2 separate regions of the Homo sapiens genome follow, and region 1 is linked to region 2. A link is an interaction called in ENCODE POLR2A ChIA-PET data of the cell type or tissue named here. Cell type or tissue: PC-3. All regions are shown on one strand. Each heading gives the region's core, and the rest is flanking DNA. Links, peaks and the distances in the headings are about the cores only.

Evidence for each region. ChIA-PET counts read pairs that join two places held together with the same protein. Peaks named below come from ENCODE experiments on the same cell type or tissue, not always from the same donor. Only the 100,000 strongest peaks of a DNase experiment are listed, where the experiment ranks them.
Region 1: POLR2A ChIA-PET joins it to region 2 with 28 read pairs; 8 of 35 experiments call an interaction of 5 or more read pairs at or near these places.

What each region holds. Positions count from the first base shown.
Region 1 is chr3:185,666,737-185,683,516 of GRCh38, forward strand. It overlaps IGF2BP2 (insulin like growth factor 2 mRNA binding protein 2), which reads right to left. Exons shown (of 16, transcript NM_006548.6): 8 at 9,055-9,177; 9 at 8,560-8,695; 10 at 5,805-5,933. Among named protein-coding and RNA genes, the nearest start is that of IGF2BP2-AS1, 38 kb to the right of the region's middle. In PC-3, for the core only: CTCF peaks have their summits at 10,668 and 10,869; a DNase peak (open chromatin) is centred at 10,575; H3K27ac peaks cover 1,516 bases.
Region 2 is chr3:185,734,823-185,751,602 of GRCh38, forward strand. The region is part of intron 2 of IGF2BP2 (insulin like growth factor 2 mRNA binding protein 2); the gene reads right to left. LOC124906313 (a long non-coding RNA gene) reads left to right here and starts at 8,454. Exons shown (of 2, transcript XR_007096204.1): 1 at 8,454-11,771. RefSeq lists a silencer at 15,119-15,413. In PC-3, for the core only: no CTCF peak of the experiment used is centred there; a DNase peak (open chromatin) is centred at 10,719; H3K4me3 peaks cover 91 bases; H3K27ac peaks cover 2,402 bases.

The sequences.
Region 1 (16,780 bases), core at 5,153-13,152, 66 kb before region 2:
CAATACACATAAAAAGAAAAATTAAGTGGAAAAAAATGTGTATTTTCATAGGAAAATATAAATCAACAAAATGAAGTTAAAAACTTATAAGAAATTGAAAAGGTAATAATCAGTCTTTCTCCAAACAAAAGTTGGTAGGCCCACATGTTTTTTGATTGAATTTTTACCAATTCTTCAAGGAAGAGAAAATTCCAATCTTTTCTTTGATTTTCCCAAGCATAGTAAAAGTTGGCCACCTTTCCAGTTCATTCTTTGAGGAAAAAATAACATTGCTGTTAAAACTGTCAAATAGTATAAAACACACAGAATCTGCTGTGTAGACAGAGACAAACGGAAGGGAATAGAGGCCAGAAATTTGATTTAGTGAATGAGATTCTATGTTGGCATTCGATGAGATTCAAAGTTAGCATTTTAAGTTCAACGATAAAATGGTGGATTACTCAATAAATGATTTTGGGAAAATTGAATATCCATTTCAAAAAAAATAAAGTTAGATCTGTATCTCAGTATAAGTCAAGATAAATTCTCCATGAATTGCAGACATACACAATCCCCCAAAACCAACAACTAAAAATTAGTGTAAGAAAACACGGGCCAGGTGCGGTAGCAAGTGCTTGTAGTCCCAGTTATTGAGGAGGCTGAGGTGGGAGGATTGCTTGAGCCCAGGAATTTGAGGCTGTAGTGTGCTATAATTGTGCCTGTGAACAGCTACTGCACTCCAGCCTGGGCAACATAGCACGGTCTCTTAAAGAAAAAGAAAATAGGGGAGGATATTTTATTTTACAGTCTTGGATGGAAGAAGGCTTTTTTCCTTAGCATGACGTCAAAGGTCAGAAACTCCAAAGGAAAATATCAATTATTTAACTACCTTAATTTTTAAGTTTTCTGCATGAATTCTGGTGGAGAGAAATCTGTGAATATTTAAAATGCATATACCCTTTGACATAATAATTCCAGTCTTAGAGAATTTACTTACAGATATACTCACACACTTGTGCAAAGATTTATGTAGAGGCACACCTCATTTTATTGCGTTTGGCTTTATTGAACTTTGCAGATAATCGTGTTTTTTACAAACTGGAAGGCTTGTGGCAACCCTATGTCACACAAGTCTATTGGTATCATTTGTCCAAATGCGCGTGCTCACTTTGTGTTTCTGTGTCTGCATTTTTTAGCAATAAAATATTTTTAAATTAAGACATGGATATTGTTTTCTCAGACATAATGCTATTGCACACTTAGACTACAGTATAGTGTAAACACAGCTTTTATATGCACTGGGAAACAGAAAAAAAGTGTAACTTGTTTTATCATGTTATTCACTTTACTATGGAGGTCTGGAATATAATCCACAATATCTTCAAGATATGCCTGTAAAGATATTCATTTTGACATTGTCTATAATACAAAAAACTTGGAATCAACCCAAATGCGTAAAACTAGTGTGCTGGTTACAAAAATTATGATAAACTCATTTAATGGAATATTATGCAGCCATTAAATCAAACTAGGTCTAGTTATAGAAAGATGCCCATAATAAGTAAAAACAAAATTTGTAATTCACTGTGTACAGCATAATTTCATTTGTATTTTTGAATAATATGATTGTATATATGCCGAGAAAACTTTTTTTAATGTGTAAACATAACTACTACACTTCTAGGGCGGGGGTATTGGGTGAAATTTGGATAAAAGAAGAAAGGCTGAAGGGAAATGTTTACATTTAACTTCAAACAAAAGTTCATTTGTTCGAGAGAGAGAGAGAGAGAGAGATATATATATATATATATATATATAGTGTACTACATATATAGTTAAGTGGGAATTCTGTGTATGACAAAGTTGGCATTTTAAGTTGAACTATGAACTATTGTTCACTATAAATGAACATATATATAATTATATACATATAATTATTTATGACATAAGACACCACAAATAAAGCAAAGAGAATATCTGTTGAAAATATTTACAACATGACAAGTGGTTAGCAGCCTTAATATGTAATTAGCTATGACAAATCATTAAGAAAAAGATGAAATAAAAAGATGATAACAGCAGCTATGATTTACATAGCAGTTACTGTATGTAGGTTTTAACTTAATTACCGTTATAACAATCCCCTAATGTAGGTACTATTATTAATCCCAGACCTGAAGAGCTTAAGTCACTTGCTCAAAGTTAAAAATAGCAAGTGACAGTGTAGAAATTCAAATGCACGCAGTCTGCTCTAGAACCTAAGCTATAACTGAGGGGCCAAAAATACAGAAAGCAACTTATCAGAGAGAACAAAAATGGCTAATATGAAATTGTTTAGTCATATAATTTAAAAAAGCATATATTTTAAAACATCAGACTGCGAGGAATTGGTAGTGGTGGTATGGAAGAAAAAATCTTGCTCCGTTACACACACTCTTGATGGGAATGAAAAGTAATATACCTTTTTTTGTATCAAAATTATATACTATGTATCAGCATAGAAAATGTACAGATTCTTTGATTCTACTTCCAGGAAATTATTCTGAGGAAATAATTGGATAAATGAATCAAGATGTATACACACAAGGATTTCCATTCCAAGAGTGAAAATTTGGGGGAAAAATATAAATCATATATAAATATACACACACACACACGCACATACCTACACAGAAACACTGGTTATATCTAGGTTAAGGAAAAACTTGCACGTTCTGCATTTCTGTATTATTTGCTGCTTCTTTTTTAGGATCAGAGAAATGTGTTTTTTGGGAAATTCAAAAGTACATACTCCCTGCTTCTTAAACACTATGCACATATTACTATTATAACCAGAAAAACAGTAAAAAAAAAAAAAAAGGGGGGGGGGTAAAGTTTTCCTACACACACATATGCATTAAAAATTCCAGAGTTCGGAAACCAACCTAGGTGTGGATGAGCCAGTTATAAGGAGGGACACAGACTCCCTGACCTTTGGATGCTAAAAGCAAAAGCATCAGAACTTTGTGATATACAAAAGCAACCAAGAAATATCTTAGTTCCTTGAAATTTGAATGCCTATGTGACAGGAAAACAATACTTTAAGTATTTAAAGTATCTCCACCACCCTATGCTGCTGTTCTCAGGAGTCCTGGGCCCACCAGGGAAGCCCACAGGTCTGCTGGGCCCACCAGGGAAGCCCACAGGTCTGCGGTGTGGACTCTCCAGGTATCACTCCAGGAATAGCCTAGGTCCTGCACAGGTGGGCAGTGAGGGCCGCCTCCATGCCATTGGACCTGCACTTCTGCAGCTGCATGAAGGAGATGTCTGCAGAAGCCATCATGTCTCAGTCAGTCAGTGTACTGGATTAGAAGCTACTCTAATATTGACCCATGGAATCAAGATCAGAATTACCTGGTTGTTTTTGTTTTGTTTTTAGTTTAACAATTTTTTATTTAAAACCTATTTTACAAATAACAGGAAACACATATTTTAGCAAAATGGTTATTCTACTATTTTAGTAAAAATCTGAGATATAAAGGAAGCTTTCCAACTAGCAAAACCTATTTTCAAGTTTAGAAAATATTCTGCTATTAAAAGAAAAATTCTCTCCTTGTTAAATTTAGTTCAGGGGTCAGCAAACTTTTTCTGCAAAGGAGCAAATCATAAATATTTTAGGCTTTGTGGCTCATGTGATCTGTATGTATCTACTCAGCTCTGCCACTACAGGGGGAAAGCAGGAATAGATAATATGTATATAAACAGCCATGGCTGTGTCCCCTAAAAAACTTTATTAATGAAAATAAATGGTGAGCTAGATTTGGCCCTCAGGTTGTAGCATGCTGACTCCTATATTTGAGATTACCAATTTATTTATTTATTTATTTATTTTGAGACAAAGTCTCACTCTGTTGCCCAGGCTGGAGTGCAGTGCCACGATCTCAGCTCACCGTAACCTCCGCCTCCAGGGTTCAAGTGATTCTCCTTGCCTCAGCCTCCCAAGTAGCTGGGATTACAGGCGTGCACCACCACACCTGGCTAATTCTTGTAGTTTTAGTAGAGACGGGGTTTCACCATGCTGGCTAGGTCAGTCTTGAACTCCTGACCTCAGGAGATCCACCTGCTTCAGCCTCCCAAAGTGCTGGGATTACAGGCGTGAGCCATCATGCCCGGCCTAGATTACCGATTTTAGAATTGGTCTAATTTATTATGCCCTTTTTCTCTCCCCACTTATATTACCTATACTAAGAGGGTAGCCTAACGTTTGAGGTTATCTTCTGTGGGGCTGTATGTACAGCCTCTCTCCCAAGAAATGATGATGTGCCTCAATGCCACTTGGTTGTACCTCATTGGGCCATTCTCAGATCTGACAGCAAAAATACAGAGATGTGAAACTCCCAAGCTATTCTTACTGCTTGGCGCAGCCATGTGACTGACAGCTGCCACAATCCCTCATACTGCATCTTCAGGCTACTCAACACACAAGGCTCAGTGTCAGTCCCCTCCTTCAGTTTAAGGGGAAATGATATAACTAAAGAGGTGGTATGAAGAGATTTAGAAATGACTCAGGGGGCTGGGCGTAGTGGCTCCTGCCTATAATCCCAGCACTTTGGAAGGCCGAGGCAGGCAGATCACGAGGTCAGGAGATGGAGACCATCCTGGCCAACATGGTGAAACCCCTTCTCTACTAAAATTAGCTGGGTGTGGTGATGCATGCCTGTAATCCCAGCTACTTGGGATGCTGAGGCACGAGAATAGCTCGAACCCAGGAGGTGGAGGTTGCAGTGAGACAAGATCGCGCCACTGCACTCCAGCCTGGCGACAGAGCAAGACTCCATCTCAAAAAAAAAAAAAAAAGAAAAAGAAAAAGAAAAGATTCAGAAGAGCCATATATAAGCAAGAATGCAGAATGTGTGCATATATGTGACTCAGCATGTGGGTGCCAGTTTGTGTCTGCATTTTGTTGGCAGGATGGCACAGGGGATTCATCCTGTCTCTCTACAGATAACCCAAAAAGCTACTGGGAATTCACACAATGTGAAGCCTACCCCAGAAAGCACTTCTCAAAAGAACAGAATGGCTGAGGCAATGTTCACCCACCTGATTCTTCCCATTTAAACAGCATAAACATTGGGGGAAAGTTTGCTTTTAAAAATAAGCAGTCTGCGTAGAGAAAAATTAGGAATGAAAAAAAGCTGTCAAGTATCCTGAGCCCCCAATTTGGTAATGTACTGATCTTGAATAATGCTTGTGAATGAAAGCAATAAGTAAAACACTCACAAAATTCACATTTCTTCTTCTGTTGTGAACAAATACTTATTGAGAACTTACTAAATACCAGGCATTGTGCTAAGTGTTTAGACATAAACAATGTATGTAATATTTTCTTTTAAAAATTGCCTATTAATAAGACAATACATTTGACTTGTAAACATAGGTAGAAACTGCACATGTATGTATGTAGATATATATCTCTCTTCAAGAATCATCCAGGTACCCTATATATTTTAATAAATTACCATCACTCATGAAATGTTCTTATTTGAGCTAACAAGTTCTTTTCTATAATAAATTAGCTTCTAGTTGATGAATTTGCTATGAGTTTCTTTCTTTGCTAGTTATGACATACTATATTTAAGAACACGTGTTTAGAGGATTGGTTTAATATTAAGTTGCCCATTAGGAAGAAGTCCTAAGAAATGTTGAGTTCAACCTACATTGGATTCATCTCTACTCGAGCATGGCCTTTAAATGAAAGCTTCCGTTCTGATTCCACACAGCAGAGGCATGCTGCTGCCTGGAGGTGCCCAGCGCATAAGCAAACCTCCACAAGCTGAGCTACTTACAGTGAAGGGGTGGTAGGGGGCAGCGGGGGGAGCTCCGCGGGGCCCTGCTGGTGGAGATAGCACGGACAGTCCTGTTGAAAAGATGCCAAGTGCGCTGAGGTTCAACCCTGGGATCAGATTGGCTTGTTGCTGGGAATAGAAATGGAGAAAAAAGATGAAGGGAGGAGACCAGAGAGGCCCGCACGCCTGGGTCAACCTCCCTCTCTTGTCTTAATGGCACCAGCGTCTCCTAATCAGCTCTGCCCAGGCTCTTCCTACCCTGTATCAGAGGTGGGTGCCACATCTTAACCTGACCATGGTGTTCCTTCAAGGCTTCTCTGCCACACTTGGGCATGTCTACATATCTTGTCATGGAAAATGAGGCTCTTCCTGGGGATGGCAGCCACCTTGCCAGCCTCACTCCTGCTAACCCTTCATCTCCAACCTGGCCAGTCCTGTTTCCTAAATACCTCTGAGCCCCTTCACATGCTATTTATTTCCTAGGCAAGGAAGTGCTTTTCTCCCTTCTCACCTGGCTAAGTCCTACTGACCTGTGGGTTTCACCTGAGCATAGATTACCCCTCATGCAGGAAGCTTTCTTTCATCCCAAAGATCAGCTCAAATGCCCTGTCTGTGCTCTCCAGCATTCCTGTTTCCCTAAGACAGCACTCATTACATGGTATGTGAATAGCCTGTTTAGTTACCTCTTCCCCTTTCAGACTAGAATTTCCTTGCAAACAGAGAATGTCTTACTTAGTGTCGTGTTCTCAGTGCCTGGTATATAGTAAGTACTCAATAAATATTTGTTGAATGACTGTTTAAAACAAATTGGATTAACAGTGTTTTCCAACTCTATCCATGGAGAGATCAGATTCTTCACATGATGTAAATTCCCACATACGTAAACTCCATTAGCCAGGTTCGGGATGGTTTACAACTTTGTCTCTTTACTATTTAGTTGTCGGCTTTGTGATCATCTTGCTTGCTTGCTTATCTTACATTTCTACATGGGGATGGTCACACAGACTGGGGGTGGGTTTAGCCACACAGCTCTTCAGAGGCAGAGGAACGTGGTCACCCATTCCAGGCTGTGTCCAACCTGCTTCCATCTTTGTCTCCCTGAACATGAAGCAATTTCCTAACATTTTCTAATCTTTGTCTACATTCACACTGTAACTTGCCTTTTTCTTTTTTTTAGAACTTTTGGAATAGCAGTGCTCGTATCCTTCATCTTTACCTCATTTTGTCTATAAGATGTAGTAATTTTGTTATTCACCTACCAGTGCGTGACTTTGGCACAGACATGAATGAACCTAAGTGGTAAGCTCAGGTGAAGATGTATGAATCACTCAGGCCCTTCTGTAGCTTTTCCAGGTGTTCACAGAAAGAGATGTTTACCACAAGATGTCAAGAACCCACAGGAAGAAAATGAGATTGTCAGATGATACTTCCACAAATATATCCAAACATGGGGAGAAGACACCACTGCAGTCTCCTGCTCTAGCTCTTCTCATCACACCTCATAATTGTCATGTGACGTGGGCTGCTAAGGTGGGGGTCGGGGTGAGATGGGGACAGATTACTGCCTGGAGTATAGAGGGTACAACAGAAAGTGCTGCAGTGAGGGACCTGGGTTTAATCTAAAGAGTGCTTTGTCGACATTTATTTCTCTAAGAAATATTATCAGGTCTGAGATTTGCTTCAAGGTCATCCAACAGGTATGGAAAGTGGATGTGGATGAGGGTTTAGAGGAAACAAAACAGGTGGTGAGTTGATAACTGCAAAAGGTGGATTATGGGTATATGAGGACTTATTGGAGCATCCATTCACTTTTGTATACATCCAAAAAAATCTAATTAAAAAGTGAAAAAAATTTACTCCTCTGAGCTGAGCTGGACTTTTGCTGATGGCCAATTATTTTAAAGGTTTTTGTTTGTTTGTTTGTTTTTTGAATGCCGGATCAGTGTCTCCCCATTAAGAGTAAAAATTAGGTAGCAATCACAGGAAGGACAAACCTAATGAGTCTGCTACAAATATACAGTAAAGGCTCAACTGGTTGACAACATTTATCAGGCAATCTAAAAGTGCAGATCAGCAAGCAAGGGAGGAAAATCAGAAGTTAACTTTAAAGCATGCATTTTTAAAATTTAAAAAGTAACAGGACAATATTATGTAAGGTTCAGAAGGCTACATACATGGAAAAAATCCCACTTTTCTAATGTGCCAGCTATTTTCATTTTTGTATGTAGCCTTCCAGTCATTCTGATCCATGCTGTTTTACATAATTGTAAATTTACTTATATACTTTTATATCTTGCTTTTCTTATTTAGAGATGGGGTCTCACTCTGTTGCCCAGGCTGGAGTGCAGTGGTGTAATGCCAGCTCACTGTAGTCTCAACCTCCTGGGCTCAAGTGCTCCTCCTGCCTCAGCCTCTTGAGTAGCTGGGACTATAGATGCATGCCACCACACCCAGTTATTCTTGCTTTTCTTTTTTTTTTTTTTTTTTTTTTTATTCTTGCTTTTCTTAATAAACACTATATCATAAGCTTTTCCTTATTTCAGTCTTCAAAGTTATAATTTTAATGTCTTCACGTGATGTTGTCCAGCGCACTTATCATAATTTACTAGTTGGTTTCCTGATTATTTTAATGCTTTTATCCTAGGAAGTCAGGAAAAACTCTGCATACCTATCCTAAGGCACTTCCTCATTAGCTGAATGGCAAGTATTTTTAGCCTAGTGAAAACCAGCGGAGAAGAAAGCATTAGGGACTTACGTTAACAGCCAGCATATCATTTTCAAAGGCCTCACGCAGCTTCTTCATAATCTCTATCTCAGCACTGGCACAGGCCTCAACTGTGCCCTTCACAGTGATGGTTCTTTCCGGGTTGTATATGCTCAAATCCTGCAAACTGACCCATGAGAAGAAAAGAGAAATTTTGTTTTCAACGGGAAAAATAAAATGCCCAAAAAATAAAAAAATCACAAACAAGTTTTGGCGGAGAGAGAGAAGACTCAATTCCCTCCCAACACACTGTGGTGGAGAATCCCTGCCATCTTATTTCAAATCTTACCAGTGATTTAGATCACATCCATAGTGAAAAATGTCTACCTGGTAAGTATTTATGTATTTTTTTAAAAGATGATGGAGATAATTGCATCACTTATGATTATATTCCCATTTTAGGGAAAAGTAGATGAATGAACTAGACGTATCGAAATGCTCAGGTGTTCCATTATTGGGCATGAGTAATCTGAGTAAGTGGCTTACGATGAGATTGTTATCTTGGTCCCTGTTTCATGTTCAATTTTCTTCAAATTTCTGCCTTCTTTTCCAATCAGTCTTCCAACCAAGCCATTGTGTGCCAAGATTTTCAGAGGAATCTCTTCGGCTCTAAAAGAGACAAGCAGCAAGTTAACACTTCAGATACGTATAACGGTTGTCTCCCAAAAACCATTACCTTGCTTTTTTCTTATAAATGGAAGTCATTTTGTTCAGGTACCAAGTGATGATGGGATTTGGGAGAGGTCAGGTCCCTCACCGACCCCAGTTCATGAATTTTGATTAACATAAGCCAAACCATGGTAATTCTACTCCCTCGTAGTAGCTGGTTGGAAGTGGATCCATGAGGCTGATCTGGCCAATGAGGGTATTACAAGAACTCTATTGGGTGAAGAATGTTCTCCTTGCTCTTAAAAAAAGGTACAAGGGAGAGTGACGTTAGCAAGATGGCAGACTAGGAAGCCACAGGTCTCTTTCCCCCTCACACACACCTCAAATTAACAAGAGATAGACCAGAACACCTCTGTGAGAACTCTAAAGATCAGCTGAGAAGCTATAATATGAAGTCCGCTGTAAACTAAAGAGGAATTCCAGGCCGGGCGCCGTGGTTCACGCCTGTAATTTCAGCACTTTGGGAGGCCAAGGTGGGCAATCGCCTAAGCCCGAGAGTTCAAGACCAGCCTCGGCAACATACTGAAACACTGTCCTTACTAAAAACACAAAATTAGCCAGGCATAGTGGTGCATACCTGTAGTCCTAGCTACTTGGGAGGCTGAGGTGGGACTGCTTGAGCCAGGGAGGCCAAAGCTACAGTGAACCATGATCACACACTTCTGCACTCCAGCCTGGGCTACAGAGCAAGACCCTGTCTAAAAACAACAACTATATATATATATATATATTTACTGGAGATATATATATATGGAGATGTATATATATATATATTTACTGGAGATATATATATATATGGAGATATATATTTACTGGAAATATATATATATTTACTGGAGATATATATATATGGAGATATACACTTACTGGAGATATATATATATATTTACTGGATATATATATATGGAGATGTATATATATTTACTGGAGATATATATATGAGATATATATTTACTGGAGAGAGAGACATATATATATGGAGATATATATACATATGGAGATACATATATATGGAGATATATATATATGGAGAGATTATATATATGGAGAGAGATATATATATATATGGAGATATATATATATATATATATATATAGAGAGAGAGAGAGAGAGAGAGAGAGAGAGAGAGAGAGATGTATATATATCCAGTAAAAAAGGTAAGAACATTCAGTGTTTTCAAGGCCCCACCCGCTACATGGCATACTGAAGAGCAAAGGGGAGGAAACCCTAAAGGCTGGGCTCCTCCTTTGGGACAGAAACAAAGACTGGATTATGCATACAACATTTTGGCTTGTCTGGAAGGTGCCAGAAAAACTGGTTTTTGTGTCACTGACTCAGAGCACTGAAGGATCAGCATTAGAGTTCAGAAGCTGCTGAAAACAGAGGCAAGCAGCATTTAAGAACTGCAGTTCTACAGTCAGACACCAGAGGGATCAAGAGATTAGAAAAGGTTTGAGAGGTCCTAGAACCTCTAGCTAGGCTGATTTCAGGTCTTCCACTGCCCAAAGCCAGTACACAGAGACTGTGAGAGGTGGTTGTTTTTTCAAATGCCCAAATCCCAACAAAAAAACTTACTAGGCATACAAAGAAACAGAGAAGCATGACCCAATCAAGGGACCAAAATAAAACTCCAAATACTGACTCTAAAGAACACAGATCTACATGCTCCCTGACCAGTAATTAAAAATAATTGTAAAGATGCTCAATGAACTAAACAAGAACACAGACAGACAACTAAATAAAGTCAGAAAAATTATGCATGAACAAAATGAGAATATCAACAAAGAGACAGAAACTATAAGAAAGAACCTAACAAATTCTGGAGCTGAAAAATACAATTGAACAGAAAAATTTGTTAAAGGAGTTCAACAGCAGATTTGACCAGACAGAGGAAAGGACCAGCAAATTTGAATGTAGATCATTTGAAATCTTCAAGTTAGAGGATTAAAATAAATAAATACAGTGAAGAGAGCCTAGGGACCTATGAGACATGCCAAGTAGATCAATATAAGCATAATGGGAATCCCAGAAAGAGAAGAGGGAACAAAGGGGCATAGAGCTTTATTTGAAGAAGTAATGGCTGAAAGGTTCCCAAATATGAGGAACAAAATGTACATACAAATCAAAAAATTTAAAGAACTCCAACTGGGACAAATCCACAGAAAACCACACTGACACACATTATAATCAAACTGTCTAAAGTCAAAGATAGAGTATCTTCAAAGTGGCAAGAGAAAAGCAATTGTGACATACAAAGGAGCTTCCGTAACACTATCTGCAGATTTCTTAGCAGAAACTTTGCAGGCCAGAAGGGAGTGGGATGATATATTTGAAGTGCTGAAAGAAACTGCCAACCAAGGACACCATGTGTGGTAAAACTGTCCTTCAAAAACAAAGGAGAAATTAAGATTCCCAGATAAATAAAAACTGAGGGACTTTATTACCACTTGACAAGCTCTACAAAAAATGCTGAATTCTCTTAATTTTCCTTGTGCTGCTGATTTCTGGTTTCATTCCATTGTGATCAGAAAAGATACTTTGTAGTATAATTTCAATCTTCTTGAATTTTTTAAGATTTGTTTTGTATGTTCTCTCTCCTGGAGAGTTCCACATGCATTTGAGAAGAACGTATATTCTGCCATTGTTGGGTGGAATGTTCTTGTATGTCTGTTGGTCTATAGTGTTGTTCCAATTCTATTTCCTTATTGTTCTTCTGTCTAGTAGTTTTATCCATTATTGAAAGTAGGGCACTTAAGTTTCCTACTGTTATCATGTTGCTAATTATTTCTCCCTTCAGCTCTTTCAAAGTTGACTTCACATGTTTAGAACTCTGAGGTTTGGTGTGTACATATTTATAATTGTTGTATCTCCTTGGTGAATTGTTCCTTTAACATTGTATAACGTCCCTCTTTGTCTCTCGTAACAGTTTTGTTTTTAGTCTATTCATCTGATAATAGTATAGCTACTCCTCCTCTCTTGTGGTTACCATTTGCATGGAGTATCTTTTTCCATCTTTTTACTTTCAGCCTATATGTGTCCTTATATCTAAAAGGAGTCTCTTGTAGGCCACATACAGTTAGATCCTGTTTTTAATCCATTTAGCCAAGAATGGGGAGTTTAATTCATTTGCACTTAAAAGTAATTACTGATAGGGAAGGACTTACTTTTGTCATTTTCATTGTTTTCTGTATGTCTAGTAGCTTTTTTGTCCCTTCTTTCCTTTCTTCCTGTCTTCCTTTATGTGTTGTTGATTTTTATTATAGTGATGTGCTTTGATTTTCTTTTGTGCGTTCTCATAGATTTTTTCTTGGTGGATACTATTGCAATTACATAAAACATCTTAAAGTCATAGCATCCTATTTTGAACTGATAACAACTTCACTTCAATTGCATAAAAAACTCTACTTTTTTACCCCATCCCCAAATATCACAAATTAACATCTTTATATGTTTTTATACCCATTAACATAGATTTATAGTTAAAAAAAGTTTTTGTCATTTAAATTCTATGTACCAAAATTACTACAGTACAGGTTACTATATTTGTTAATATTTACCCTTACCAGATAACTATATATTTTCATATGGCTTTGTGTTGCTGTCTATCATTCTTTTATTTTATGTTTTATTTTAACGTTTTTTCGTTTTCTTTCTTTTTTTGAGATGGAGTTTCACTCTTTTTGCCCAGGCTGGAGTGCAATGGCATGATCTCAGCTCACTGTAACCTCCACCTCCCAGGCTAAAGTGATTCTCCTGCCTCAGCCTCCTGAGTAGCTGGGATTACAGGTGTGTGCCACCACACCCGGCTAATTTTGTATTTTTAGTAGAGATGAGGTTTCACCATGTTGGCCAGGCTGGTCTTCAACTCCTGACCTTGTGATCCACCCACCTCGGCCTCCCAAAGTGTTGGGATTTATAGGCATGAGCCACTTCACCCGGCCCCATCCTTTTATTTCAACTTGAAAAGAACTAAACCCAAAACCAGCATAAAAACGGCAATAATAAAAATCAGAGCAGAGATAAACAAATACAACCAACAAAACTAAGAGTTGGTTCTTTGAAAAGATCAACCAAACTGACAAATCCTTAGCTAGATTAAGAAAAAAAAAGAACATTCAATAACTACAATCAGAAATGAAAGAGGGAACATTACTACCAATACGACAGAGATAAAAAGGATTATAAGAGAATATTATGAAGAATTGTATGCCTACAAATTTAATAACCTAGAAGAAATGGACCAATTTCTAGAGGAAACACACAACCTACCAAGATTGAATCATGAAGAAATGGAAAGTCTGATCAGACCAATAATGAGAGAGATTGAATCAGTAATCAAAAACCTCCCAACACAGAAAAGCCCAGGACCAGATGGCTTCATCGGAGAATGCTACCAAACATTTAAAGAAGAATTATCGCCAATCCTCCTGAAACTCTTCCAAAAAAATGAAGAGGAGGGAACATTTCCAAGCTCATTCCATGAGGCCAGCTTTACCCTGATTCCAAAGCCAGACAAAGACACCACAAAAAAAGAAAACTTCAGACCATTATCTCCGATGAATATTGATGCAAAAATCCTCAACAAAATACTAGCAAATCAAATTCAGCATATGAAAAGGATTATAAGCCACGACCAAGTGGGATTTGTTCCTGGAATGGAAGGTTTGTTCAGCATACAATTAATGGGGAGCTGGGCGCAGTGGCTTATGCCTGTAATCCCATCACTTTGGGAGGCTGAGGAAAGAGGATTGCTTGAGGCCAGGGGTTCAAGACCAGGCTGGGAAACGTAGTGAGACCCCATTACTATAAACATTTTTTAAAAAATCAATCAATACAATAAATCACATTAACAGAAAGAAGGGGGGGGAACTACATGATCATGTCATTAGAAAAAGCATTTGACAAACTTAACACCCTTTCATGATAAAAAACACCCAACAAAATTAGGAATAAAAGGAAATTACTTCAACATAAGACCATTTATGAAAAGCCCACAGCTAACATCACACTCAACGATGAAAGACTGAATGCAAGGCTTTTCCTCTAAGACCAGGAACAAGGCAAGGATGCCCACTCCTGCCCATTTCTATTCAACATAGTACTGGAAGTCCTAGCCAGAGCAATTAGGTACAAAAAAGAAATAAAAGGCATTCGAATTGGAAAGAAAGACATAAAATGATCTCTATTCACAGATGACACGATTTTATATGTAGAAAGCCTTAAAGATTTTACAAAAAAGGTTAGAATAAATTCAGCAAAATTGCAGGATACAAAAATCAATCAACATGCAAAAATCATTTACATTTCTATACACAACAATAAACAATCTGAAAAAGAAGTTAAGAAAACACTGCCACTTACAATAGCATCAAAAAGTATAGAATACTTAAGAATAAACCTAACCAAGGAGGTAAAAGACTTGTACACTGAAAACCACAAAAGGTTCCTGAAAGAAATTTAAAGGCACAAATAAATGGAAAGACATCCTGTGTTCATGGATTGGAATACTTAATATTGTGAAGATGTTTATACTACCGAAAGTGATCTACAGATTCAATATGAGCTCTATCAAAATCACAGTGGGCATTGTTTGAAGAAATAGAAAAATTCATATGGAATCTCAAGGGACCTTGAATAGCCAAAATGATTTCAAAAAATAAGGAAGTTGAAGGGCTCAGACTTCCTGCTTTCAAAATATATTACAAAGCTACATAATCAAAACAGTGTAGTACTGGCATAAAAACAGATAAATAGACCAATGAAATAGAATAGAGCCCAGAAATAAATCCTGCGTATAGTCTCCGATGATTTTTGATAAGGTGCTGAGACCACTAGATGGGGAAAGAGCAGTCTATTCAGCAGATGGTGCTGGGGAAACTGGACACACACATAGAAGAATGAAGTTGAACCATTATTTTACACCATATACAAAGATTAACTCAAAATAGGTTAAGGACCTAAACAGACCTAAAACTATCAAACTCCTAAAACACAGGAGAAAGCTTTATGATATTGGACATGGCAAAGACTTCTTGGTTTCACCATGATACCAAAAGCATAGGCAACAAAAGCAAAATTAGACCAGTGGGAGTACATCAACTTAAAAACTTTTGTGCATCAAAGGATATAATCAACAGAGTGAAAGGTCAACCCATGGGATGGGAGAAATATTCACCAATTATTTATTTGATAAGGGGTTTGCTATGGTTTCAAATTCCCCTCAAAACTCATGTTGAAATTTAACTGCCACTGGAACAGTGTTGAAAGATAGGACTTTTAGGAGGTGATGAGTTAATCACCTGCATTAATTAATTAATTAATCATGAATGGATTAATGCAGTTATCACAGAGTGAATTAGTGGGTTGAGGGATAGTTTGGACCTATTTCTTCTCTCTGTCTCTTGCACTTGCTTCTGCCTCAGGCCTTCCACCATAGGATAACCCTCACCAGATGCTGACATCACGCTCTTGGACTTCCCAGAACTGTGAGCCAAATAAACTTTTGTTCCTTATAAATTATCCGGTCTTTAGTATTCTGTTACAGTAGCACCAACTGGACTAATATATAGTTAATGATCAAGAATACATAAAGGACTCCTGCAACTCCCATAACGAAAGAATCAAATATCTCAATTAGAGAATGAACAAAGGATTTGAATAGACATTTCTCTAAAGATGATATACAAATGGCCAATAAATATATAAAAAGATGCTCAATATCACCAATCGCTAATCATCAGAGAAATACAAATCAAGACCACAATGAGCTGTCACCTCATACCTATTAAGATAGCTGTTATCGAAATAACAGAAAATAACATGTGTTGGAGAGAATGTGGAGAAACTGAAACCCCTGTGCACTGTTGGTGGGGTTGGAAAATGGAGCAACTGCTATGGGAAAAAGTATGAAGGCTCCCCCAAAAATTAAGAGTAGAACTACCATATGACCCAGCAATCTCACTTCTTGGCACATATCCACAAGAATTGAAAAGAGGGTCTTGAAGAGCTATTTGAAAACCCATGTTCATAGCAGCATTATTCACAATAGCCAAGAAGCAGAAGACCTCAAAATGTCCATCACCAGATGAACAGATAAACAAAATGTGCTATATACATACACTGGAATGTTATTTGGCCATAAAAAGGAAGGAAAGCCTGTTACATGCTATAACATGAACCTTGAGGACACTATGCAAAGTAAAATAAGCCAGTCACAAAAGAATAATAGTATATGATTCTACCTATATGAGGTATGTAGAGTAGTCAAATTCATAGAAAGAAGTGGTGATTACCAGAGGCTGACGGGAGAGGGAAAAGAGAGTTGTTTAATAGGTACAGAGTTCCAGATTTACAAGATGAAAAGGTTCTGGAGATCTGTTTCACAGCAATGTGAATATACTTAAGACTACTGAAAAGTACACTTAAAAATGATCAATAATTTTTTTTTTTTTCTGAGATGGAGTCTTGCTCTGTCACCCAGGCTGGAGTGCAGTGGTGCACTCTCGGCTCCCTGCAACCTCCGCCTCCTGGGTTCAAGCGGTTC
Region 2 (16,780 bases), core at 2,938-10,937:
GTTGGATGCCAGGCTGCCTGGGTTCAAATCCAGGTTTTCCCACTTACCATTTGACCTTGGCCAATTACTCAACTCCGACGTGCCTCAATCTCCCCTCTGCAGAGTGGAGATAAGAGCAGCAGCTCCCTCACACTGTAATAGCGAAGACAGCGTTGTAACATGAAAGCACACATAAGTGCTCAAGCTACAAAAGGCAGTCCTTACTCTAAAAGGCAGATGAGATTATTAATGTTACAGACTAAAGAAAATATATTAATTTTATGTGCATTTTATCAGTGAATTACATTTTATGACAATATCAATGCTTGAAAATACATTTAAATCCTTTTTTTTTTTTTTTTGAGACCAAGTCTCGCTCTGTCGCCCAGGCTGGAGTGCAGCGGCATGAACTCAGCTCACTGCAACCTCCGCCTTCCGGGTTCAAGTGATTCTCGTCCCTCAGCCTCCCGAGTAGCTGGGACTACAGGCATTAGCCACCACACCAGGCTAATTTTTGTATTTTTAGTAGAGATGGGGTTTCGCTGTGTTGGCCAGGCTGGTCTTGAACTCCTGACTTCAGGTGATCCACCTGCCTCGGCCTCCCAAAGTGCTGGGATTACAGGCATGAGCCACTGTGCCTGGCCTTACATCCCTTAATCTATGTGCACAGCAATTATGTCTATCTTAAAGGATTTACAGCATAAATATAAATAGCTAAGAACAAAGCTCTCATATCTTTGCTTTTATGACAGTGTTTGGCATTATCGATGGTCAGTCTCATGCCAAGTCCTTGGTCAAGAAAAAAGAGCTAAATTACAGAGTTCCTCCGGGAGGAGATAATAAGCTTTACACAGCAGAGGGGAAGGCTCCTTACCCCAGGAACCTGAAGACCCAGGCTGTACTTACAGCTCTGCCACTAAATAGCATCTCCTAATCCCACATCCATAACTCTTAAATATTTCTAAAAATATACCTTTTCATTTCCATCACCATGATCTTAATTCATATCCTTAACAGCATGGACTCCTAACTAGCCACAGAAGTGGAGCTCATTAAGTTTGTTGAATGAGTGAATGAATGGGGGGTGGGATAGTGACACCAAAGAAGACCACAGAAAACGGGGGAGAAGATTAGTTTATAAACTATATGCATACACTTTGTTATCTCAAGTCCTAGCTCAGCTCTGATTTCACAGAATGCTGGACCACTCCAGTAAGGCTAACCAGAAGGAATCCACCCTCCCTCTCAGAGTTTTTTCTTAGTGGTAGTGTCACAGGCCCCAAGGGGTCCCCCAGATCACCGTTTCAGTCCAGTTTGTTGGATCAAATCCATCAGATCCTTAAGGCCAGCAGCTCCTGCACCTGGTTGAAGCTGCCTTGGCACCTCTAGGTCTAAGGGGGTACTGGGCCAAGGTCACGGGGACTCGGAGGTGGGGGGGCCACTCTTTCACAGGGTCTGAGTGCCTTCCAGCTCCTTCCAAGGGCCCCAACAAACCCTTCCATTCCAAACACCACACTCCTCCTTTTAAGACTGCCCTCTAAATTCTGATTTAGTTTGAAGGACATCTCTGTTGCCTAACTCCTATGGGGTAGAGATAATTCCATGGCCACATCTCAATCCAAGGTGAACACTTTTTACAGCTTTGACCTCAGATTTTGACACTGCCATGGGTTCGGCTCCCCTTCTTGGGGACATGGCTTCACACACACAATATGTGCACCATCATTCCCTACCCATGCGATGGCAACATCTTGGGGATGACATTTCCTCCACTGGAATAGGCCCACTTGCTTACCCAATGTGGCCGTGAATTAAACAATAAGAGAACATCTCTGCATCTTGCTCACAACCTGAAATTCCCAGCAGGGGACACCATGCAGGTGGGGAATCAGTCATCTGATGGCAGAGTTAATGAGCTCAACACTTAGGGTTTCAAGTTAGGCTTCACGGGCAGTCTCTGCGATGTCGGACTGCACAATGTTGGGGACATGCCTGAATTTGGCTTCCACAGATTGTAACAAGAGTTTTCCTTTTGACCCTGATACGCAAAACTGTGCCATCAGTACTGGGTGGCAAATCTATGCTAGGAAGGGACATGATCTCAGCCATCAAAATTAGAAATGGAACAGCCCTCCCCAAATCTAGGCAGAATAACTTAGTCCTAAATGTCTTAGAAGGGCTTTTGATACTTGTCTTGGGACTCTAATTTACAAGCTAACAAGTGTCACCATGAAAATGGCTTTTTGTGATGTTTCGCATTAATTTGTATTTCTTTTTATATACTGCTTTGATTGATTCTAAATACATTTTCTCTTTCCATGATGTTTACATCCTTCACATTCCTAGGGACTGTTATCATATCCCCTTTAATCATCCGTTGGCCAAGCTATACATATTAAATTCCTTTCATCTCTCCTATGTCCTTCCTTCCAGCAGCGTTGGCTCCTCTTTAAATTCCTTCCAATCTGTCAACATCTTTCTGGAGCTGATGTACACCCTCCCTTAATAAACATTCTAGGTGCTCCTTGTTTCCTAAGAGTTCTCCAAAGACTCCTACTGTGAAAAAATATTGGACTGGGAGTCAAAAGTGGTAGTTCTAGTCCTGGATCTGCTCCAAGCCTCAGTTTTCCCTTTTATAACATGGGAGTAACACCTTTTTTGGCTTGATCAAAAGAGAGTATAAAATATAAAATCACTTTGCAGATTATAAAGTAAATGTGCACAAAGAATGTGTGCATATAGTATTTGCACAATATTAAAAACATAAACAAAAAAATTGGAAACAAGTATGTCAAATAACTTGTTAAATCTGATAGTGGCATTCGCAGTAACAGTTACATTATTCTATACATTGAGTGCTTTACATTTCAACTTCAAAGAATTATTTATCCATTTACTACAAGTATTTACTTAACTTCTACTCTACACAAGAAGACAGACTAGACAATGTGGGAGAACATGAAGCAAAGACCTCGAGAAGTTATGATGGTCATCCCCAGTTCTTAGACACTCAGTACTTGGTTTGGATCACAGAATATCAGGAAGCTGTTCCTGCTGTCTCTTGGATTATGCTTTATAACATTGTGGTGATCTCTTATTATTTCTTTAGAGTAGATTCTGAGAAACAGAATTACTAGGTCAAAGGGTGTGACCATATTTAGGCCTCAAATTTCCAAATAGTTTCCCAGAAAGAGTGTGCCAATTTCTACCCTCACTGCCAATGTTTAACAGTGTATTACCAGGCCATTGCCAACACTGGATATTATCTTTATTCCAAATCTAATGAATTGCTTTTAGAATTCATAAATAAAGGCATGAAAAAATCTAAAATAAATTCATTTCTACCAAGATTAAGTATCCTCACTTGCTATCTATTTTGATGTCGCCTTGTGGTAAGTATTCAACAGAATCTTTAGTACTTCAAAAGACATTAACTGAGTGCCTATTATTTTCCAGGCAATAAAACTGGGGGTTAAACCACAAAGATGAAATAGTCCCAGATCCTGCCTTTAAAGGGCTCATAATCTAGTGTAAAAGATAAACACTAATAATTACAGAACTAATTATAGAGCACTGTGGGCAGAGGTCCTTCCTTGAGAACATGAAAAGTATAAAAGCAACACAGAAGACGGAGGCAGGAACAGCCTAGGGGAGTCAGGAAGGGCTTCAGGGAGGTGGCAATATCCGAGCTGGGTTTTGAAGGATGAGCAAGTCTTAACCAGAGAGGGGAGAACGAAAGAGATGAATCCAGGCAGAGGAACCAGTTGTTGGTCTTTGCAGCCACTACCATCCTCTCTCAGAAAATGTTTTATTATATGAAGGTTTAGCAATTCAGGGCTAAGCCTCACTGGGCAGTTTTATTGTTTTAATCTCTATCATTTACAGTTGCATTTCTGTCCCTGGAGAAAGCAATCAGAAAATATTCCTGGTACTTCATCCAACAAAGGGCACAAGATCACTGCTGCTTCCTTCACAGAGAATGCTGTTTTATAAAAACAAGTATTAAACAATAATTTTGCTAAATACAAACTTTAAAACTTAGATTGTCAAGCTTGAAGAGGACCTTTAATCCTTAAAGATCCTTAAATACTTTCTCAGGTAAAGTGGGAATATCTATAAGTTAAGATGAATAACTTTCCTTTCCACTCCTACAAAATTAAATCAATTGGAGCTACAAAAAAAGTCACAAAACCCAGTTTAAAAAATAGCACAAGAAATGATTAATGACATCAGATCAATTTTCAAATAATAAAAATATTCCTAAAAGCTGCCCTTTTATATGTGTTTTCACATATCTTTGGTGGCATATATAAATATCCATGTCTGGGATTTAGCAGCGTTCTGAAAAATATACTCTTGTGGAATAGGGATTACAACGGTGGACTTAAAACAAAACGAAACGGCCATTGCAACTGTACTAGGTTACAAGCCTCTAACCTGTCCTGGAATTTTCAAAGCCCAAACATCACTGCTGGTCTCTAATCCTCAGTGTGTTTAAATTGCAGGGCATTTAAACAGAATTGGCAGAAAAACACATACAAAGGGGCCTCTTTATAAACTGTAAAAAGATAGCATTCCAATTACTCTGTCAATTATTTTCTTTTAAACTAAGTCCTTCAAATTGTGCCGTATGGCTCAAATGTCTTCCTAAACCCTTCTGTTATCAAAAGGCAAATAGATCTTCCCTTGAATCTAAATGACAGCCTGGCTTTCTCCTGGCTCCTCAGGAATCACTACCACCTGCCGGAATGCAGCTGAATTTGGCCAGGAGCAGACACACTGATGCTGTCCCGTGATGAGGACAGATTCTCTAGTCAGGGAGCTCTAAGGGAAGGCTATGACCAGGAGTCCAGGTACCCAGACACGCGAAGCTTCTCTTTCTGTCTAGCCCCACAATGCAACCCAGATCTCGGCGGAGGTTCCAGACCATCTGCCACCGTGCTTAAGACTCAGGTCAGCCTACGTTCAGATATTGAAAATTACCATTTATCTCCATCTTTATTAAAAATAAATATACCATCAAATTATGTCCTTTTTTTCCCTCCCCCCCACCCCCCCTACCCCCCACCCCGAGACAAGGTCTCACTCCCATTGCCCAGGCTGCAGTGCAGTGGCACAAATGCAGGTCACTGCAGCCCTGACTTCCCAAGTTCAGGTGATTCTCCCACCTCACCCTCCTGAGTAGCTGGTACTACAGGCGTACACCACCATACCTGTCTAATTTTTAGTACAGACGGGGTTGTGCCATGTTGGCCAGGCTAGTCTCTAACTCCTGGGCTCAAGCAATCCACCCGCCTCAGCATCCCAAACTGCTGGGATTAAAGGTGTGAGCCACCATACCCGGCCTTTTTATTTCCTTCTCAATTGTTGAAAAGCAAAGGGGATCTTTACACAAAACCATGTATGTCCACACAATTGGACTGGCATGAAAAATAAATGTTTGTTTGCATATTTAGAAAGATACATATCATACAAGGTGAAGAATAAAACACTAAACCATTCATTTACCATTTAATCAACAGCACCTACTATGTGCCAAGCACTGTGCTGGGCTGAGGACACTGAAATCAATAACACACAGTTTCCCATTCTCAAAACATTCACAGTCTAATACAGACCAGTACTATTTTCTCCTTCATATTAAATGTCTACCTGCTGAGTTTCCAACAGAACTAGCCAAGAGTATCAGATTTACTCACCTCCCAACCTTAGAAGTATAGTCATTTGAAGTCTTTTTGTTCTGTGTTATGCTAATAATCATAATAGTTAAAACTGATTGAATACCTACTCTATGTCAAAGGTCAAACTAACCTATTTTCTTAATGTTATCAAGAGTAATCCTTTGAGCTACTCTTATCATTGCTTCTTCACAGGTGAGGAAACCAAGCTCAGAACCATAGGTGTCTTACTCATAGCCATATACCTAGTAAAGGTTAGAGCCAGGATGTAAGCTTGAGTCTGCCCAAACTGGACTTATGCTCTTAATTACCAAGCTTTGTGGTCTATACTCACTCAAGGGACTGTCAAGAGTAGCTGCAAGTTGAGGAAATGTTTGCATATTTTCTTTTTTTATTTTATTTTACTTATTTATTTTGAGACGGAGTCTCGCTCTGTCGCCCAGGCTGGAGTGCGGTGGCGCGATCTCGGCTCACTGCAACCTCCGCCTCCCAGGTTCAAGCAATTCTCCTGCTCAGCCTCCTGAGTAGCTGGGATTATAGGCACATGCCACCATGCCCGGCTAATTTTGTATTTTTAGTAGAGACGGGGTTTCACTGTGTTAGCCAGGATGTCTCGATCTCCTGACCTCGTGATCCACCAGCCTCGGCCTCCCAAAGTGCTGGGATTACAGGAATGAGCCACTGTGCCCGGCCGCATATTTCCTTCTTGAGAAATTGTTCTGTCAAAGGCACAAGGGTAAAATACTCCAATAGCATATAAAAATCCTCTCAGAGATAAGTTCAGCGAGTTATTGATTTTCAAACCTCTTGCCAGCCTACCGATAATTTTATAAATCCAACAGAACCATATGCAGAATACCTTGCTGCAAGCAGAAGTACAATTTTGAAGCTACTGGTTGTCAATTTTGATTTTTATTGAACTTCATAAATCTCAAAGCTGACCTTTCAGATTCATTTCTTTCCTATTCAGGATCCATGGGCTAATTTGACCAATAGACACAAGATAAAAGAATGAATGGGTATCAGTGGTGAGTGGCACCCTGTCCCATGAATAACTGCTATTTGTCATTGTCAAAAACCTGGAATTCGCTCTGAACAGAGAAAAATTCCAGGTCCCATGGGATTACAGATAAGGAGAACTCAACCCAGAACAAAAAGCCATGGAAAGGGTGACAACAGTAACTGGCCACTGTCATTACAAAAATTACAACAGTCAGGGCTGGCTTCATGGGTGAGCTCATTTGATGCCCAATGAGTACGGGATTTTGGTAGACCCACCATGAGTGGGAGTTCCACAAGATGCAGAGCAAGCACGAGGTAAGCATGTTATATCTATGACTGAGTATGTGTGGGTGCAGCCCAAGAGACCACACTTTCTACTGGAACTAGAATTTGCCTTGAATGTAGAAAGAAGGCAATGGCACTCTGAGAAACATGAACAACCCCTCTTACTCATGTTACTTCTTCATGTTAGCCAACCACTTACACTAAAAATGGTGTTGTATGTTATAGAAGGAAAAGAAGAGATAATTCATAGTTTCTTTTCCATTAGTTTTCCATAGCTCCATTATTCATTAGTAAGCTGAAGGTGGAGAATATTGGTAAAATGTGCATATATTAAGAAGTGAAATAATAAATGATAAATTTTTTTAAAAAGTGAAATAAGTTTGAGACCAGTCTGGGCAACACAGTGAGAGCCCACCTCTTAAAAAAAAAAAAAAAAAAATTAGCCGGCCAGGCACAGTGGCTCACGCCTGTAATCCTAGCACTTTCAGAGGCCAAGGCAAGTGGATTACTTGAGGTCAGGGGTTCGAGACCAGCCAGGCCAACATGGTGAAACCCCATCTCTACTAAAAATACAAAAAAATTAGCCAGGCATGGTGCCGGGTGCCCGTAATCCCAGCTACTTGGGAGGCTGAGGTAGGAGAACTGCTTGAATCCAGGAGGTGGAGGTTGCAGTGAGCCGAGATTGCGCCACTGCACTCCAGCCTGGGCAACAGAGTGAGACTCCATTTCGAAAAAAAAATATTAGCCAAGCGTAGTGGTGCACACCTGTGATCCCAGCTACTTGGGAGGCTGAGGTGGGAGGATCACTCGAGCCCAGGAGTTTGAGGTTACGGTGAGCTATGATCACCCCACTGCACTCCAGCCTGGATGACAGAGTGAGATCTCATCTCAAAAAAAATAAAAATAAAAGTGAAACAAAAACAGCTGAGTTAGTTTAATGCAGCATTTCCACAATTTTGGTTAGAACAATGTGTGAAGTACAAAATATGAACTGCATGATTTCAGTGATAACAAGCTAAATGCTCTCATATTTGCATTTTAAACTGCATTGCGGCCAGGCACAGCGGCTCATGCCTGTAATCCCAGCACTTTGGGCGGCTGAGGCGGGCAGATCACGAGGTCAGGAGTTCGAGACCAGCCTGGCCAATATGGTGAAACCCCGTCTCTACTAAAAATGCAAAAATTAGCTGAGCATGGTGGTGTGCACCTGTAGTCCCAGCTACTAGGGAGGCTGAGACAGAAGAATTGCTTGAATCTGGGAGGCGGAGGTTGCAGTGAGCCAAGATCGTGCCACTGCACTCCAGCCTGGGCGACAGAGTGAGACTCCGTCTTAATAAATAAACAAACAAACAAACTGCATTGCACAATATAAAGGCAAACAATAAAATTCATACTAATAATTACATTTTTTTTTTTACTTAGAGTGACTTTAAGTAACAAATAAAACACACCATGACAAGTCAGGAGAGAGACGATGGAAGAAAGGAAAACTTTATATTTTAATTTTTTTATTTTTGTTTATTTTTTGAGACAGAGTCTTGCTCTGTTGCCCAGGCTGGAGTGCAGTAACACGATTTTGGCTCACTGCAACCTCCATCTTCCAGGTTCAAGTGGTTCTCCTGTTTCAGCCTCCAGACCAGCTGGGATTACAGGTGCGTGTCACCACGCCTGGCTAATTTTTGTATTTTTAGTAGAAATGGGGTTTCACCATATTGGCCAGGCTGGTCTCAAACTCCTGACCTCAGGTGATCCTCCCACCTTGGCCTTCCAAAGTGTTGGGATTACAGGTGTGAGCCACCACGTCTGGCCTATATTTTAATTATTTAATGATACTTTTCCTGTTTTTTGAACAAGGGACCCCACATTTTCATTCTGCACTTGGTCCAGCAAATTAAACAGCTGGCTTTAGTTATAGTATCAGATAAAATTATTAAATTATGACCAATCCATTGCCTCTTTTGAACCAAACCTCAAATCACGATGTAAAAGACTAGATAATTCAATAACAAAGCAAACAAAAACTCCTGCTTGGAATTCTGGCTTTGGTGAAATCAACGAATTAACACAACCTCCTTCCACCACACGCAACAATCCAGGGATCATAGAAAATCAAAGGTAATCCGCACAAAATGTAGGAAAGAGGTTTTTAACACCCAGTCAGTCCTAGCAGTTCTCCCAGTGTCTAAGTCTACACCTAAAGGGTTTCCTGGGAGGGAAAAACTGCAGATAGTGCAAGTGGCACAATTGATACATTTTTTAGTGCAAATCTCTGTATGACACAAGCAGCCCCAGACTCTGGCAATGACTTACTGCTTATGTGCACCTGTCATCTTTGGCACCTGAGAGACGAGAGATAACTTCTAATGTTTGATGGAAATTTTAAGGTTTGAAAAATAAAGCACTTTCCTATACAGTCTTATTTTATTCCTACCATAGCCAAGTGAGGAACTCAGGAAAAGTATTTTTCAATAAAATTTTTATTGTTAGTATTCCAGTGATAAAAAGTAATGCTGCTTTTATGTGATTGATCTGGGTAGTAGCTACATGGGTATTCACTTTATACTCATTCATTAAACTGTATATATGTGTTTTGTGTACTTTTGTGTATGATATAGTCTGCAAAAAAAAAGAACAAAAGGTATAAATGTTCATTGTAGGAAATCAGAAAAGGAGGTTTAAAATCTCCCATAATCCCATCAGAGGAAACTACTATTAATTTGACACCTTCCTTTCTTAGTTTTTATAAAATTGGAATTATCAGCCAGGTGCCATGGCTCACACCTGTAATCCCAGTACTGTAGGAGGCCAAGGCGGGTGGATCACTTGAGGCCAGGAGTTTGAGACTAGCCTGGCCAACATGGTGAAACCCCATCTCTACTAAAAAATACAAAAATTAGCTGGGCGTGGTGGCCGGCGCCTGTAATCTCAGCTACTTGGGAGGCTGAGGCACAAGAATAGCTTGAACCCTGGAAGTGGAAGTTGCAGTGAGCTGAGACTGTGCCATTGCACTCCAGGCGGGGAGACAGAGTGAGACTCTTTCAAAAAAAAGAAAAAATTGGAATCACATTTTCCACATTTTGTATCTTTTTCTTAAACTCAGCATATCATGTTTTCATACGGCATTAAAAATTCAACACTGCTTAATAAAGATAAACCTAGTTTTTTTAACCAATTCCCAACTGTTCGATGTTTAGGTTGTTTCTAAATTTATTTCCGAAAGGACCAGAGGGCCTTTATTTCTATTTCACAGAAAGTAACATCGTGTGGAGGCATGCCCTTGCTGCTGGTGTGCGGCAGAGCCAGGAGGAGACATGCCTCCCTGCACTTGGAGGCCTCATTCCCCTCCACACGCTGCTTTGCACTTCCTCTGATCACACGGGTTTAACTTGACAGATTAAAGGGAAAAACTGTGAAAGACAATCTACCCCTGACCCTTTCCCATGAACTCTCTGCAATCCTAAATAGAGGAATGGTCGACCAAGTTCAAGGTTAAGATCAGGAAGCACAAGCTTCTCTGGTACCTGGCCTGCAGATGAAGGGGTACCAGTGCTGTCCGTGTGAGGTATACTGCTGGGCCCAAATAGTTACTTGGGAGGCCAGGGAAAGAGAATAAACTTTTCAAAAGTACAGAGTTGCAGGGTTCGAGGTTAGTAGAGAGGTTTTATAAATATTTACTGAACAAAACTCTGCCTGTTAACTGGCTGACACAGAGCAAGGTGTGGTTTTCCTTCCCACCCCCAGAGGTGGCTGGGAAAGTTGGTCTGACAAACCAGTGGGAAATGCTGCCCAGCCAAGATGGAACCAAGAGACGGCAAGAATGCCTAAGATGATTCAGGAAATGAGTCCAACCGTCTTCTGTCTGTCCTCTTCCCTCAGCCCCCACAACTCCCACTTCTATTCACTGAAGCAGGAAACCATAGAGAAGACACTCACAAACAAAACACTGGCTGCTGCAATGAGCGCCTGCAGTAGCTGGCCAAACAAACAGCTCTGGTCACAGTGCACAGCATAGCTGCTGCCCAACAGGTTGAAATATCACTCGCACCATTTCGTATTGTGAATGCCACTGGGTGGCAATAAAAATAATGAGCTGTGGGAAGGTTGTACATAAGAAAAAAAAAAAAAGTCCTAACCTTCCTCTGGTTTGGTGGGTGGTCTGAAAGTTTTCTTCTTGGCAAGGTCATGTCCACTTTTTCACACTCCTTGCTAACTGAAGTAGCCAAGAACCTAGGTTTGGGAAGACAACCTTTCTTCAGATAAAACCACAAGTAAACCAGACCAGACTTAAGAGAATCTACCTTATTATAAGGACCCCAGAGATAGTAATTCCAAAAGCTACTGAAAAGAAACAAAAATGTTTAGTTACTGTTTACTGGAAAATCTCCCCAACACATATATACAAATTCAATTCTAATCCCTGATTTTAAAAATAAGCCTGTTATACAGTCTGCCTGGCTTGACAAATTTGACTTGGGGGCACCTTGAGTGGGCGGAGGGCAATCAAAGTGATAGGAAGTGATGTCCCAGCGCCACTAAAGCCAAGACACCACCTAACTGCTCACAGCGACCATGGACATAAAAGCAGCTGGTTCCAAACAGCAGCATTCTCAAGGGCAGGGGCTCCCAGTGGCAGGGCAATTCACGTGAGCAACTCCATGTTCTCCCAGTAAAAGCAGGGACGGATCTACTTAACGATTATTTTCCTATGAGCAAAACCGTGGAGGCCACCATCCTAATTCAGAAGGACTGGCCTTTCTATCACTGGAACACGGGTCCAAACTGAATGTCTCTCGCTTCTGGATCAAAAAAGCCAGCTCTCACTAACAGGTAGGAGACACCATTTAACTTATAAGCTTTGTGTACCTTTATGAGGAAGATTATATATGAGGGCGGAGCAAAAGTGGGGACAAAGCCAACAGGAAACATATATCATATTATGCAACCAAGATACCTATTTATAACTTTTATTAAACTTCCATTTAAATGGTAGATTCTTGAGCTAGGGATTCCTGTAGAAGTTATCGGAGCTATTATATAGCAAAAGAGAAAATGCTCTTATGTTTGGAAGCAGGACCAGAAAAAGATCTCTTTGCTGCTTTAAGCAAAGTTGTAAAAGTAGGTCTGTAAAGATCTAGGTATGCAAATGTGACCCTGCTAAATTTTGAGTGTGGGCTCTTTTTCATTCCTGGCCTGCCTTCTTCTGGAAGTGTGATTGGACAAGAGGCAAAATCAAAAACAAAGGCAAAAACCAGGCAAAACAGAAAAATAAGCCAGAGACCTAGAAAACTCCAAAACGAACAATTTCCAAGTCACTAGGAGCTGAGGATAATTATCCATCTACATATCAATGGAATTACTATGTTTTAACTTTCTAGGATCTTTGTTCTTCCTAAATTATCCACTTTCAGCTTCTAACTTAACAATTTATAAATAGCTACCGTTTTACTGCTATGAAGAAATTTAGATTTTTAAGATGTTAACATATTTTAAAGCTCTGAAAACTGGTAACGCTACGATTTATCACTTTTTCTCACTATCCTTATGTTATGGTACTGTCACCAACCCTGGACTTTAAAGTCTTTGGTATTTAGGGTCTAGATGGTCTGTTATTACGGGTTTTAAAAAATATAGACTGGGTGCAGTGGCTCACACCTGTAATCCCAACACTTTGGGAGGCCAAGAGGGGTGGATCACCTGAGGTCAGAACTTCGAGACAAGCCTGACCAACATGGTAAAACCCCATCTCTACTAAAAATATAAAAATTAGCCAAGCATGGTGGCACCTGCCTGTAATCCCAGCTACTTGAGAGGCCGAGGCACAAGAATCACTTGAACCTGGGAGGTGGAGGTTGCAGTGAGCTAAGATCACACCATTGCACGCCAGCCTGGGCGACAGAGCAAGAGTCCGTCTCAAAAATAAATAAATAAATAAAATAGTCCATATATATTGTTCATATATATATGAACAATGACTATTTGGTTTCTTTAGTAGACTGAGAATGTCCCAAACATGGTGATCAAAGGTGCCTTCCTATCACGATTTTATATTTTATTTTATTTTATTCTACTCTACTCTACTCCAATTTTATTTTATTTTATTTTATTTTGAGACGGAGTCTCGCTCTGTTGCCCCGGCTGGAGTGCAGTGGTGCAATCTCGGCTCACTGCAACCTCCACCTCCCAGGTTCAAGCGATTCTCCTGCCTCAGCCTCCCGAGTAGCTGCGACTACAGGCGCCTGCCACCATGCCCAGCTACTTTTTTGTATTTTTAGTAGAGACAGGGTTTCACTGTGTTAGCCAGGATGGTCTCAATCTCCTGACCTTGTGATCCATTTCACCGTGTTAGCCAGGATGGTCTCGATCTCCTGACCTTGTGATCCACCCGCCTCAGCCTCCCAAAGTGCTGGGATTACAGGCGTGAGCCACCATGCCCGGCCACCTATCACTTTTTAAAGGGCTCCCATTTAGACTACCTTCACAGGAGCAAAGAGGTAGAGGAAGGAACTGGGGGGTTACATAATGGATACACTACTAGGTATGCGATATACTGCCTGCCTGTACTCAGTGTGTCAGTGAACAAGTACTACTGTGTCTTAATATCAGAAGTAGCAACTGGAAAATAGAAAAATATGCCACAAAGCCTGCTGCTATTCCTATTGTGGGAAGTCAAACAGCAACCTTTTCAAACTTCAATTTTCTTTCCCTCCAGTAATAGGTTACATAGAAGTTCTCCTCCAAGTTTTAGAATGTACTTCTAAAAATTCCCAACCAGCAAATTGTAGACCAGCAGTAGAAACTGCTAAGGCATAATATATAACAATCATTATAGACTGAATTCTTCGACTCTTGATTTAGAATATACCAACTGCCATCTCACCCTACCCAAACAGCCTGCACGGTGGCAACCCTGTCCCAGAAAATCTGGCTGTCCCCACAGCATTCAAAAGTCACCCTGGTAAGTCTCATTTTGCAAAATCTGTTCCCCAAGTTCCTGACACAAAGAACTCCAATGCCATTGATAACCTCAGAAATTCTACAAGGTCCCCTTATCAGCCATTAAAATTGTTTTAAAGTAAAAATCATTTTACTTAAATTTAGTAATCTAAGAACTTCTTGGCTGGACGCAGTGGCTCATGCCTGTAATTCCACCACTTTGGGAGGCCGAGGCAGGCTGATCACTTGAGGTCAGGAGTTCAAGACCAGCCTGGCCAAGATGGTGAAATCCCATCTCTACTAAAAATACAAAAATTAGCTGGGCATGCTGGCACATGCCTGTAATCCCAGCTACTTGGGAGGCTGAGGCAGGAGAATTGCTTGAACCTGGGAGGCAGAGGTTGCAGTGAGCCGAGATCACGCCATTGCATTCCAGCCTAGGTGAAAAAGCGAGACTCCGTCTAAAAGAAAAAAGAAAAAAAAGAAAAAAAAATTCTCTCTTTTCTGGCTTGATTTTACTGAGAACAGTAATTTAACCTACACATATACATGTCAAGGCTCTGTTGTAAAGGATAATTGTCTACTAGTTTATTTATCAGGCTCCTGGCCTTAAAGATAAATGTCTAGAGGCAGAAAAAAACTGAGAAGTTGGGGTCATCACTTGAAGATTCAACTCACTTAGAGGAATTAAAATACACAATCAATTGTTGATTAGACAGTAACAATTATAATGAATGCTAAAGTCCAAGTTCAAACAAGCAATTAAAGTTGATACAAGAAGTATAAACAATTCATGAATGAGCTAATTGCTCTTCTGAGTAGGAACTGGCCTCTAGTCCTCACACTGTGTCAGTCTATCCCCAAATCTATCCCTGAATCTCTCTGGTAACTCCCATGACATTTCCTCCCAGGTGCAGCAGCACTAATATAAGCTTCTCTTTTCTGGACATAACTTCTTCCGCTGGGTAATTTTGAGAAAAAACTTGTTTTACTACCCAGTGTAAAAAGTTAAATAGGACCTGCAATCAGACTTGGAATTAGCCAGGATATGATCTCTCATTGAAAGGCACTATTTCAATTAACAAAGTTGCAGTGTGTTAAAAAACGTCCTTGACACCAAGCCAAGAGCATGAATTAGGTTGGCCCAGAAAGAAATGAGCCTGTGCCTGAGAAAAATCAGGCAAACACACATCTTTAACAAAAATTAAAAGTACACCAAAAATACAATGATATCTGGGCATTTATCACCCACGCGGACTTACTGCAAGAATAGAAGCTCTTTGTAGGTAAGGACTATCTCCTAGCTCAGTTGTTTTGAACTTTAGCACACTTAAGAAGTCCCTGGAAGACTTGTTAACAAGCAAGTTGCAGGAACCACTTCCAGTATTTCTGGGTGAATCTGGGGTGGGGCCTTAGAATTTGCATTTCTAACAAGGTCCCCATTGACAGTGAGAGGACCACACTGAGAATCACTGTCCTGGCTTATCTATTATGTAGTGTGAACAAAGGTCAGAGAATGCTTACCTTTCTGTGGGGAACATCCCCTCCAAGGCACTGGAAAGCCGCATTGTGAAAGGATCCTTCAGGAAATGCCCCATTTTGCCTTGACACTGGGAATTTATTATCTGTTGATCTTTAATCTATAAATTATAAACCTCTCTAGACATTGACACCTTCCAAAGAAAGGAGAGAAACTCCCCTAGCCTAGGAACCATCTCGCCTGGAATAACACTTGTCCCATCCCCTAGAGGTACAAATTCTAGAGTAAGACACACCTGAGTATCTAAAGCTCTCAGCCAGAATTCATAGAAAACTCAGTAAACATCAAGGCTATCATGCCTGGTCCTTGCTAAGGACTTCTACAGTTCTCTACGTAGATCACTTGTAATCCAGGAACTCTTCCTCCACAAACTCCTACCTATCCAAGATTTCTCAACAAGATGTCAAGACAAGACAGAAAGGCTTCTCTTGGGAAAAGATTACGTGCAATCCTCTGGGATTTCTTTGTCTTCCTGTATCCCTGTCTCTGCTCCAATCCAGACCCCCCTCATATACTGTCATAGCCCCTTCACCTGTGTACTTTTACTCAAGTTCAAAAATGTCTTTCAGAACCAGGATAGGTGCCAGCCATCATAAATCAGCCAAAGATAAGCAAACCGTCACACCACTTGAACACGTGTTTCCTCTGAAATTTATGTCCACTCACATTCTCTTCTTTTAAAACAATTGCTTCCTGGCTGGGCGTGGTGGCTCACACCTGTAATCCCAGCACTCTGGGAGGCCAATGTGGGCAGATCACCTGAGGTTAGGAGTTTGAGAACAGCCTGGCCAACATAGTGAAACCTCGTCTCTATTAAAAATATATTAGCTGGGCGTGATGGGGTGTGCCTGTACTCCCAGCTACTAGGGAGGCCAAGGCACAAGAACCACTTGAACCCAGGAGGCAGAGGTTGCAGTGAGTGGAGACTGCGCCACTGCCTCCGGCCAAAAAATTGCTTCAAGTAACATTATAAAATCATACATATAGAAATTAGAAAATTAAGATATTAGTGATTCTATCACCCAATGATAACCACTGTTAATAATCTAATGAAGGGGTCGGGTGTGGTGGCTCATGCCTGTAATCCCAGCACTTTGGGAGGCCGAGGCAGGCAGATCACCTGAGGTCGGGAGTTCGAGACCAGCCTGACCAACATGGTAAAACCCCATCTCTACTAAAAACATAAAAATTAGCCAGGCATGGTGGCGCACGCCTGTAATTCCAGGTACTCAGGAGGCTGAGGCAGGAGAATTGCTACTAGAATTCTCCTGCTGAGGCAGGAGAATTGCTACTAGTATTCTCCTGCTGAGGCAGGAGAATTGCTTGAGGCAGGAGACGGAGGTTGTGGTAAGCCAAGATCACG